Linked DNA regions of Homo sapiens: region 2 is linked to region 1. A link is a contact called in ENCODE Hi-C or POLR2A ChIA-PET data. All regions are on one chromosome and are shown on one strand. The core of a region is the stretch at or near the end of the contact, and the rest is flanking DNA. Distances in the headings are between cores, read along the strand shown.

The links. A loop is a pair of places that touch in the nucleus more often than their neighbours do. ChIA-PET counts read pairs that join two places held with the same protein, here RNA polymerase II (POLR2A). Pooled maps may share reads with other maps.
Region 2: a pooled map shows a loop between it and region 1 (4-fold over the local background). The contact joins two enhancer-like sites. A Hi-C loop is called at or near these places in 1 of 37 single-sample maps with no recorded cell type and 3 of 50 pooled maps. POLR2A ChIA-PET finds 5 or more read pairs at or near these places in 1 of 52 experiments (OCI-LY7).

What each region holds. Positions count from the first base shown.
Region 1 is chr6:24,520,287-24,525,825 of GRCh38, forward strand. ALDH5A1 (aldehyde dehydrogenase 5 family member A1) reads left to right here. Exons shown (of 10, transcript NM_001080.3): 6 at 115-258; 7 at 2,481-2,639. Among named protein-coding and RNA genes, the nearest start is that of ALDH5A1, 28 kb to the left of the region's middle. RefSeq lists silencers at 749-798, 2,168-2,217. Within about 2 kb of position 2,374, at least 4 of the 41 ENCODE cell types and tissues checked have a DNase peak (open chromatin) inside an H3K27ac peak, as active enhancers do; they include OCI-LY7, where a contact is called at or near this core.
Region 2 is chr6:24,856,718-24,862,256 of GRCh38, forward strand. RIPOR2 (RHO family interacting cell polarization regulator 2) reads right to left here. Exons shown (of 22, transcript NM_001286445.3): 8 at 4,256-4,319. Among named protein-coding and RNA genes, the nearest start is that of ARMH2, 61 kb to the left of the region's middle. RefSeq lists an enhancer at 5,465-5,539. Within about 2 kb of position 2,097, at least 13 of the 41 ENCODE cell types and tissues checked have a DNase peak (open chromatin) inside an H3K27ac peak, as active enhancers do; they include OCI-LY7, where a contact is called at or near this core.

The DNA.
Region 1 (5,539 bases), core at 1,124-3,623:
TGTACACCACTGTGCACCTTGCTTTTTTCACCATTTGGTAATTTTTTTAAACAAAGGCTTAACAATCCTGGTAATGGATTTCTGTGCTCACAGCTTTCTCTCCTCTGCTCACAGATCCTGTTGCACCACGCAGCAAACTCTGTGAAAAGGGTCTCTATGGAGCTGGGCGGCCTTGCTCCATTTATAGTATTTGACAGTGCCAACGTGGACCAGGCTGTAGCAGGGGCCATGGCATCTAAATTTAGGAACACTGGACAGGTGAGTCCTGGAGAGTATTTCAGGATGTGTGTTTGCGTGTGCATGTGTGAGTGTGTGTATGTGTGTGTGTGTGATATGTGTGCATGTGAGTGTGTGTGTGTGTGCGTGTGTGTGTGTTACAAAGATCCCACCACCTCTACTGCCTTATATCCCATAAGGAAACTTTTGGGTTCCTTCCATTATTCATTCTTTATTCATTGACTCTTTCAGCAAATATTTAGTATATGCCTTACTTTTTATTACCAGGGTTATACTAGGCTCAGAGGGGCCCCCCCAAAATAAGGTACAGTCCCTGGCTTCAAATAATTTTCTGAACAGCAGATGTCCTTTAGTCAAATTGTTCTCTGTTTTCTTCTTTCCCCTATCCTTTTAATCTGGTTATTTTTATAGTTTTCTTTCATTGATCTTTTTTCTACTGAACGGATATAATCTCCTCAGACACAGAACAGCCTTGAACAATTGGGGTCTCTGAGGCCAAGGGAAAGAAAGTAAGAAAATGTTGAGGAGGGTGGTGGCTGGAATAACTCAAAACCCTGTTGCCTGCTATGACCCAGTGGGGCCTCGCTGTCCCGAGATGGAGGGAGCCTCAGAGGTGCCCTCTACAGGGCACAGGCCCACGCCAGCAGTGTTTTAGAGGAGCATCCAGGCTGTCCTGGGAGACCAGAGGCCTGAGCTCATGTCTTCCTAGGAAATCCTGGAATATTTGATCTGTCAGGGACCTTCACAGTTATCAGCTCTACAAACGTTGCATTTTAGAGATGAGGAAATGAAACTCTAGAAAGAAAAAGTGACTTAGAGATCAGACGTCTTTGGGCCACAGTGTCAAATCTGCTGAGGAGCTGGGACTCTGAGCCAAGGCTCCTGTCTTCCAGTTCTATCCAAGCTGCTGCCAGGGTCCTGCCTTCTTAAATATTCTTAAGCATTCATCTTAAAAGTACCATCAATATGTAATTTTAAATGCATTCTAGAAACAGAGTAAATATCCCTGAAAGGTTATATTGTGAAAAAACTGAAATGTGTGATATTCTCTATCAAATAATTTTCATCCTTGCCTTGGCCTTTGGTAATTAAGTTTTTCCCTTCCACATAACCTAAATAAGCTTGGTTTTGTCTGAAATAAGTATATTTTCCTTCATAAATACAAAATGTCAATATATGTTACCATCAATTACACTGTAAGGCTACAACTTGGGGACAGGTATGGTGGCTCAGAACTGTAATCCCAGCATTTTGGGAGGCCAAAGCAGGAGGATCACTTGAGCCCAGGAGTTGGAGACCAGCCTGGGCAACAGAGTGAGACTCTGTCTCTACAATTTTTTTTTTTTTTTTTTTTTTTTTGTGTGACAGAGTCTCACTCTGTTGCCCAGGCTGAAGTGTAGTGGCATGATGTCAGCTCACTGCAACCTCCACCTCCCGGATTCAAGAGATTCTCCTGCCTCAGCCTCCTGAGTAGCTGGGACTACAGCTAATTTTTCTATTTTTAGTAGAGATGGGTTTCACTATGTTGGCCAGGCTAGTCTCGAACTCCTGACCTTAGGTGATCCACCCACCTCAGCCTCCCAAAGTGCTGGGGTTACAGGCATGAGCCACTGCGCCCAGCCAAAAAAAATTAAAAATTAGCTGGGCATGGTGGCAAGTGCCTATAGTCCCACCTACTTGGGAGGCTGAGGTGGAAGAATCACTTGAGCCCTGGAGGTCAAGGCTGCAGTGAACTCATCACTACTGCACTCCAGCCTGGGCGACAGAGCGAGACCCTGTGTCAGCAAAACAAAAGACTATAAGTTGGTGTTGGACCACATTCCTCTTAGCCTCTGCTGTTGCTGCAGCATCACAGTCTCCTAGGAGAATTGCACTCTTTCCCCACCCCCCAGGGAAACAAAATAAAAGCCATTTGAAAAAAACATGGATTGGGTGGCTTTTTTTTCTTTTCTTTCGTGTGTGTGTGTGTGTGTGTGTGTGTACAGGTGCTTATTGCCAACTAATCACTGATGCATAGCAGCTGTGTAGCATAGCAGCTGTGGAGGGAACTGGAGGGGAACATGCACTGACTCAGTGCTTTTATCTTTGGGGCCAAGCCCACGTGAGGAGGAAAATGGCAGTTTGAGCACATGACAACCACCGAGGGAAGTGTTTTCACAGAGAGGCGGTAGCAGCCACACGTTCACTGGTCAGGTCTGCAGCTTCTGACAGACTGTGTGGGTTTGTTTTTGTCTCCTGTCCAGACTTGTGTTTGCTCAAACCAATTCTTGGTGCAAAGGGGCATCCATGATGCCTTTGTAAAAGCATTCGCCGAGGCCATGAAGAAGAACCTGCGCGTAGGTAATGGATTTGAGGAAGGAACTACTCAGGGCCCATTAATTAATGAAAAAGCGGTAGAAAAGGTAAGTATATTGTATTATTTGTGAAAGTAAATTTCATGGTTTCAATATGAAAAGCTTAATCAGCAAAAAACACTTTGGCTGGAGGGGTGGGGATAGAGAGGGGTGGGTTGACAGAATATTACAGCTAGACAGAAGGAATAAGCTCTGGTGTTCTACAGCACTGTAGAATGACTGTAATTAGCAACAATGTATTGTATATTTTCAAATAGCTATTATTAGAAGAGTAGATTTTGAACGTTCCCAGTATAAAGAAATGATCAATGTTTGAGGCGATAGATGTGCTAACTATCCTGATTAGAGTATAGAGTATGAGAGATCTACATCTATACATGGAATCGAATGGAATTTTCAATGATGTTTTCATACAAAAACCACAAAGGTTAAAATAAGTAAAAAATTAATAATAGCTAAAAAAAATGATGTTAAAAGGCAAAAAAAAAAAATGAAAACAAAAAAGTCATTTTGGTAAAGTGCCCAGCAAGCCTATTTTGTAAACAATGGAGAAACCTGAGAAAAGTGAATTCTGCCTACCAGTTATATGAATCGGGTTGTTGTCTGGTCATGAGCTGCTATAGCCCTGCCATTGCACCAAGTCCCCATGCGGTCTGTCACTGTAGCTCTTTACTGTCCTCCCTAAATTTTGTTATAGTGATGATAATTCTATCCCTCACTGCCTCAGCAATTAGGATCTTGAGACAAAGTTCATTCATCTTTTGGAACACCTATGGAATGGAAGACTGGCTTGGTTTTGAGATGGTTTGCGTTTCGGCTGTAATGCTGATGTTGTCCTGTTCTTTCTTCTCTTGATGACAAAATCCCTGTCTAAAACAGTCCTTCATGAAAGTATCCCAGCCGGGGGTGCAGAATCACAGATGCCGCGTTCAGGATTTAGAGATATTGAGGGGAAACTGCTTTTAGGAAAGATTTGTTTGTTTAAAAAAATGTTATAATCCATACTACTAGCTATATGAGACTTCTCTCCTTATTCTACTGTTTTAAAAAAATCCATTTTGGAGTCACAAGAAAGTTTCTTGTAATATCAAACATCCAGTTTTTTGTGTTTTTTTTTTTTTTTTTTGAGACGGCGTCTCGCTCTGTTGCCCAGGCTAGAGTATAGTGGTGAGTCTTGACTCACTGCAACCTCCGCCCCACTGAGTTCAATTGATTCTCCTGCCTCAGCCTCCCGAGTAGCTGGGGTTACAGGCACCCACCACCACGCCTGGCTACTTTTTGTATTTTTAGTAGTGCTGGGGTTTCACATGTTGGCCAGACTGCTCTCGAACTCCTGACCTCAGGTGATCCACCTGCCTCGGCCTCCCAAAGTGCTGGGATTACAGGCGTGAGCCACCATGCCTACCCAGAAATGGTTTTAACGGAATATTTTAAATCAGGAAGACAGTAGAAGCTGAAGATTGTGTGTGGGAAAGAAGGGAGGAGAGGTGGTCAGAGGGAGACACACAGTGGAGGCACAGCCAGCCCCTGGATGCAACTGAAGAACCAGAAGCAAGTGACAGCCAAGTCAGTACTCATCATGGGAAGCACAGCCCCACCGCTGTTCCTCAACCTCCTCAGAGCCTGAGAACCAAGCCCTGACTCCATGGCTGCCTCCACCCCGTGGGCAGTCAACTCAGCTGAACCCACATCCATTGCCTTGGGAAACCCAGGGAAGCCTCGAGGTTTGACAGAGCTCTGATAAATTTCTAGTTACTGTCTTGGGATTACTCTAGATAAAGAAAATACATTAAAATTTACATTGGAACCACCTGCATTTTAGAGGTGACTTTGGACCTTGGGGACAAGGCAGGGGTATTCACTTGTCTAGTGAAGGCAATTTGGGTCTAGGCCAGCTGTGGTTCAAGTCCTAGAGTGGTGGTCCTTAACTCACACCGTGCCTTTATCGACTACAGTTGCCTGGGACCCATCCAAGAAGACTAGGTGTTAATTTATGTGTAGTCAGCCTAGGCATTGGCATTTTCTAAGTGCCCCAGTATGATGCTAGTTTGCAGCCAGTCTGGGAAACCACTCTGTCTTGAAGATTTTTTTCCCCAAAGGGAAGACGCAGACATTGTCCTCCAGATGGTGCTGTACGCCAGGACTTCAAACAAGCAGACAGCGAGATTTCTTTTTTGCTGGAGAGAAATTTGGTGGAAACCACCTTGTTTAAAAACACTTCATTGTGTTGGCTTTAGTGTACATACTGTCATAGAGTGGGTTCTAGGAAAAAAACACTGCATCTCACATTAATATGACAAGAAAAGGGCAGAGCAGATTATATTTGGGGAGGAAGGGGGTATTTTTGTTAAGTAGAATTATTTTTATAATATAAAATTCATAGAAAGTAAGCCATCCTAGCCGATGGGGATTAGTTGCAGGTGATGCACTATGAGAGCATTGCAGGAGGGGCATGGATTTCAAAAGAGTCAGTCTCAAAGACAGAATGCACTCACACCTATATTTACCTTCCTGAAACCCTATAGAAAATTCAGCTGAGGGCCGGGCACAGTGGCTCACGCCTATAATCCCAGCATTTGGGAAGCTGAGGCGGGTGGGTCACTTGAGGTCAGGAGTTTGAGACCAGCCTGACCAACACAGTGAAACCCTATCTCTAAAAAAAAAAAAAAAGAAAAGAAAAATTAGCCAGGTGTGGTGGCAAGCACCTGTAGTCCCAGCTACTCAGGAGGCGGGGGCAAGAGAATCTCTTGAACCCACGAGGCGGAGGTTGCAGTGAGCAGAGATCGCACCAGTGCACCCCAGCCCAGCCTGAGCAACAAAACAGAAGTCAAAACAGAAGTCAAAATAGATGGGTCTACCCAGGGGAACCCTGCAGAGGAAATTGGTGCCATTTTAAACGACAGAGCCTTTCTAGAATTGGTGGCTACAGAAAGTAGGAATAGGAGGAG
Region 2 (5,539 bases), core at 847-3,346, 340 kb after region 1:
GCACTGCAGCCTGGGTGACACAGCGAAACTCTGTCTCAAAAACAAAACAAAACCTCTGCAAATTAGTTCAGGATTAATCTATTGCCTGTTTATGTAATTACAATGGAAGACTGGTTGAAAAGAAACTGATCTGACATTGTTACTAGATAAAGGTGAATAAAGGGGAAATCCTTTGAAGGTGTTTTTCCCCCCCCTTTAAAATTACCAGAAATTTTATATCTGAAGAAAACAATGTGAGAAAGGTACTTGGTAGTGATGTTTTTTTCACTTCTCAGCCCATGTTACTAAGCAAAATTTCTTGGAACTGCTGTAGTGGCATCACTGATCCTCTGATTGTAGCAATAATGTAGCACAATGGCACTATCCAGGCACAAACAGCTTTTGTGCCGTGCTTCTTAAAGTTCTATCTGCTGTGTAAGCCACTGGTGGTACTGGCCACGGAATTAGCACTAACAGTGGGGCAATGACAGTTACAGTCTGTCTTTGAGGCCTGGCCAGGTTTCTTACAGGCTCTTGTCTGGGGGCCTGCTGGCATTTTCACAGTTGGAGAAAGCTGCAAGTGTTCTTGACAGTTTGTGATTACCAGTGCATGATCTAGAAAGCTTAATGAAAGCTTTCTAGCTTTCACTCAAAAAACCATCATGGGGGTTACCTCTGAGGATGCGCACTGGGGGCTTGCAGGGGTCATACCTTTGGATGTTTCACGGCGCTCACATATTACTGATCTAACACCTCCTCCACAGCCTCGTTTGGAGGGTGTTACAGCAGCTGCCTACTCTTGCCTGCCTTCCTTTGCTCAGACACCATTCTGCCAGAAGAACGCTCTACATCATTTTTCCCAGTTCTATGATGATCTTTCCTTCCAAGAGTCACACTTCCTACTTTAAGACAACCAAGTAGCTATACAGTCAGGAGCTCCTATTACAGGTGTTACTGATCTATTGACCAGGCATAAATAATGCAAGTTTACTAGCTCAATGGTGGTTCTTCCTTCTGAGGAAGGTTGACCTGCCCTGGAAACTGTAAGGACCAGGATATATGCACTGCCTGGAACTTAATTTGAACAAAGTAATAATTTGGAGAACTAGTTTGCTCTAAGGAACTACATCCCTTTACCTCCATCCTGTTTGATAGTTTGCAGATTAAGTGCTCTCCGTTTAGCCTGGCATTCATGGATTTTTATAGTCAGGACCCAACTAATTCTCCATAGCTCTTCTCCGAACAATCACGTCAGCCACACCGGTCTACTTGTCACCTCTGAACAGGCTTTCCTCTGTTTGGTGAATGCTATTCTGGTGCTGTTCACCATACATTACACTGGGATGCCTTCCTCTTTCCTGCTCCTCTCCCCAACTAGAGAGGTGAGTGGCAACCTTTTCCTCCTCTCCCCTCCTGCTTTTGCAGCAAACTGGGTCACACTGTTGTTCAGGTGGTCATTTGTTCCATTGAATGAGAATGCACAGCCTCATATGTCTGTTTTCTCTGGTAGACCATGTGGAACTCAAGGCCAGGGAGCAGTCATCAGAATGCAGTCAAGTGCCTGGCCAATAGCAGGCACTCAGTAAGTACTTGCTCTATTATCTTTAATGTCACTACCCCAAAAGGTTGTTTTCTAGTGTTGGGGTTGGGGCAAAAAGGGAAGTGAGGAAGGGTGTGGCACGAGGAAGTTAGTGGTTGCCAGGTCTGAGAGTATTGTGAAATAGTCTGTTTGTCAATATGTATGTTGGAAGTAGTTTTTACCAGAATGAGTAACAGATGAGAAAGCAGCTAATTGCAAAGACAATAGGATTTCTTGGCAGCATGAGGTTTCCCTTTCTCTTTATGGAGGAAGAGAAAGATTTCCATGGGGGTGTTTACCATTGAAAGCCTTCACAGATGTAGTTTCTGAGTTTGCCTGTTAGATGAGGAAAGTGGAGGAGACAGGAGTCTATCAATGAGGAAGGAGATTTAGTCTCAGGCCTGAGAAACCCCATGGAAGAAACCAAGCGTTCAGGTGGACTCTCAGGAACATCAGGCAGGAGAGCAAGAACAACAGAGAGAGGAGGAGATGGAGGAGCAGGAGCAACAGCAAGTTCATCAGTCCATCAGGGCTGCGATGTAGCGGGGTGGCCAGGTCCCCCAGTAGGTGGCAGGGACTCCAGCATCATCTCCTCCCTGAACACCAAGCCTGAAGCTCCAGATCTGGTCCGAGGGTGGTCCCTTTCCTCCCCATCCCACTCCTAGGGTGTCTCTGTGCTAGGTTGGAGAGGATCTGCCCGTGAGGGAGACCATTCTTTGAGCAATGGTTTATATTGTCTGCTCAGCTCTGAACTTCCCTCATAACATGGAGTTAGAGGTGGGAATGCATTAGGAACAAAGAACCCTGGAATTCAGTTTCTTGTCTGACTCCAATTTAAGTGTGACTCCTGGGACAAGTCATTTAGCCTCTCTAGGCCCCTATTTCCCATCTGTAAAATCAGGAAATTACCATCCCACCAAAAATAGATGCACTTGATAATACTGAGCATCAGAAATAGGAGAAATATAGTACTTTTTTATATTAGCAGTGATAGGTGATGTGCATGATTTGAATTACTGTTAGGCTGCGAGACTCTGCGACTGTGCTAGTCTGTGTGGGTGGCGTCTGAGAGTTGGGGGAAGTAGAGGGAAGGTTTTCTGCTAAACACTGATTCAGGGCAGTTATTTTCCAGAATTGATCAGGCTGCTGATAGAATCATCCTCAAAGTTAAAATAAAAATTCCAGGGCCCACGTGGGACTATGGACCTGCGTGATTTTGGAACCACTGACTCAAGTGAGGACCCAAAAATGTAGAGAATGGACCTAAAAAATGGAAAAAAGCACAGATGCCAGACTCAGTAGCAAAGCAAGTGTTGAAACTTAACACTGAATACTAAACTGATTCCCTACCGGATCTGCCGGAAGAGAAGCATGCAGCCATTTGGGAAGCTGAGGGTCAAGGTCATTTATATTCCAGGTATTCTCAGACAGGCTCTTACATGTCAGTGCCTAGTGCTTGACAGAATAATTTCCCTCCTGAGTTAGATGATTCATTGGAAAATGAAGCCCTCCTGTCGAGCCCTTTCAAAAAAAAGTCTCCTTTCTTTACTCCCTTAATTGCAGAAAGTAGAAAGAAGGTGATTAAATCCCCATTAGCAACCCAGGGATCAAGCTGCTAAGAAACCTCAGAATTGCATAAGCACCAGCCCTCTTCACTGCAGTCAGATGGGCCAAAACTTGGAAGAGAAATTGACTTGCTGTGATGGCCGCTCATTTGACAGCCATGCCTGGCCACTGAGCCGTAAATCTGACAACACCTGAGCAATGCTCTATTTTCTAAAACCAGACTTCGTTTTTGTTCTGAAGATGCTGTGGTTTAACTCAATAATGTGTCTAGTTTGGAACTTTCTGGAATAAATACCAGAAAGGCACTGGGAGGGGAAAAATTCTCTGTGGGTTTAACACCAAGATTTACAAAATTTCATAGTTAGTTTGCTAGAAACATGAGGAGCTAAAGGAAGAATTTAAAGATCACCCCAAAGAAGCCAACAGACAAGCTAGAATGTGGGACATTCTGTACAATGGTTTCTACAGCAAGTCAAGGGTAGAAAAAAAGGTAGGGAGAGGTTTGTTTTAGATTAAAGGAAATCTAAAAGATATACCTAACAACCAATTGTAATGCATGGACCTTGTTGGGATCCTAATTTGAACTAATCAAATGTACAAGGCATTTTTGAGACAACGGGGGAAATCTGATAATGGAATGGGTTAATAACCAGGGTTTATTATTTTTGTTAGCTGTGAAAACGTGACAGTACTTGGCATCGTGGTTATGTAAGATGACAGCCCCATGCTTTAAGAGATGCATACTGAAGTGTATAGCAGCAGACTGACATATCTGGGTTTTATTTCATCAAAGGACTTCTCTTTTATCAAAGGAAAAACAAAAGCAAAGAGATGGAGCAAATGTGGCAAAATCTTGCTAATTATTACATCTAGGTGATGGGTTTATGGGGGCTCATTATAATGTTCTCTCCACTTCTGTGTATGTTTGAGATTCTGTCATAATATTTTTGTGTGTGTAGGTAAGCCTCAGGATGAGAAGCATCAGTAAACTATCAAAAGTGGGGTGGGTTGAGAGTGGGTGGCGCTGCGTCTTTGCAAGGAAAATAAAAATAGCATGGGCTCTCAAACTTCAAGGAGCTCTGCACTCTGCAGAGATGGCTCCTTATTCTCTCTAAACAAGGAAAATAATACCTTTCATCTTGATGGAGAATTCTCCCAGCAGATTCTCTAGCTCCACTTCAATGGTGCACATATTCTGCAAAGAGGACAGGAGACGATCATGAGAGCTAGCCTTTCACCCAACAGCTCAAAGCACACGACGTTCGAACAGCAGCACAACCACTGCGTGAACAACGAGAAGCATTTACCTGTTTGCTCCACACAGCACAGCCTAAGAAACATTCTTGACAAAATGTTTGATCTGAGTCTAAGCCCACCTTTTAGTGTACAGGAAATTTAGGGCATAGATGAGCAAGTCAGATTATATCAAAAATAGACACATTCAGAATGTGGGGTAGTCTATAGGAATTAGCATGAATTCTACAAAAAGGCAGTATCATAGGGGAAAAAATTTCTACATAAAGAGACTAGACAAACATAATCACCAAATGTAACAACTTAACCTTGATAATATCCTGATTTGAAAGTAAATAAATCAAAACATTTATAAAAGACATTATTGATCCAAATAGGGAAAACTTGAAAATGGACAATATGTTATATAATTCTATGGGATGATTGTCAATTTTCTTGGTTGTAGTAATGGTATGTGGTTATGTAGGAAATGTAGATATTCCATAGGTTACTATTAAGAGATCCCTGGCTTGATTTAGCCATTGTATTACATATTTCTGTGCATACACACTTCAAAACATCAAGTTGTATACCATAAATATGTAGTTTTTATTTGCCAATTACAAATAAATTTTAAAAAGAGATCCAGGTTAAAATACATATAGGGTGAAATGTCATGATGTCTATCACTTACTGTCAAATGACTTGAGGGGGATTTGATCATATGAGAGAGAGGGAAAGCAAATATGGCCAAATATTACCAATTGGTAAATCTAGATAAAGGCATATGGTGTTCAATGTACAAGTCTTTCAATTTTTCTATAGGTTTGAAATTTTTCTTAAAAATTTGGGGCCAAAAGAGCACAAGGGCTGAATTCTGCTCAAGTGAGTAAGGCAGACTTCCTACTGCAAACCTACAGCGCCCCAAAAATTATTTTTGGGTCTGACAAGGGTCTTCTCTTTGATGTTGAAGGAAAAGGATAGAGAGAAGGAGTAACACCATCTGTGCATGTGGTTAGATACATAACTAGCCTCACCCTACTTCCTCAATACCTGAGGACCTAAATAGAACAATTGCAGTTAGAAATGAAAAGGGAAAGTGCTGCGGCCATGGGCCATCCCCAGGGAGGCCCTTCTGCTGCTTGACCAGCTTACAATCTGGATGCTGCCTCTGCTATGCTA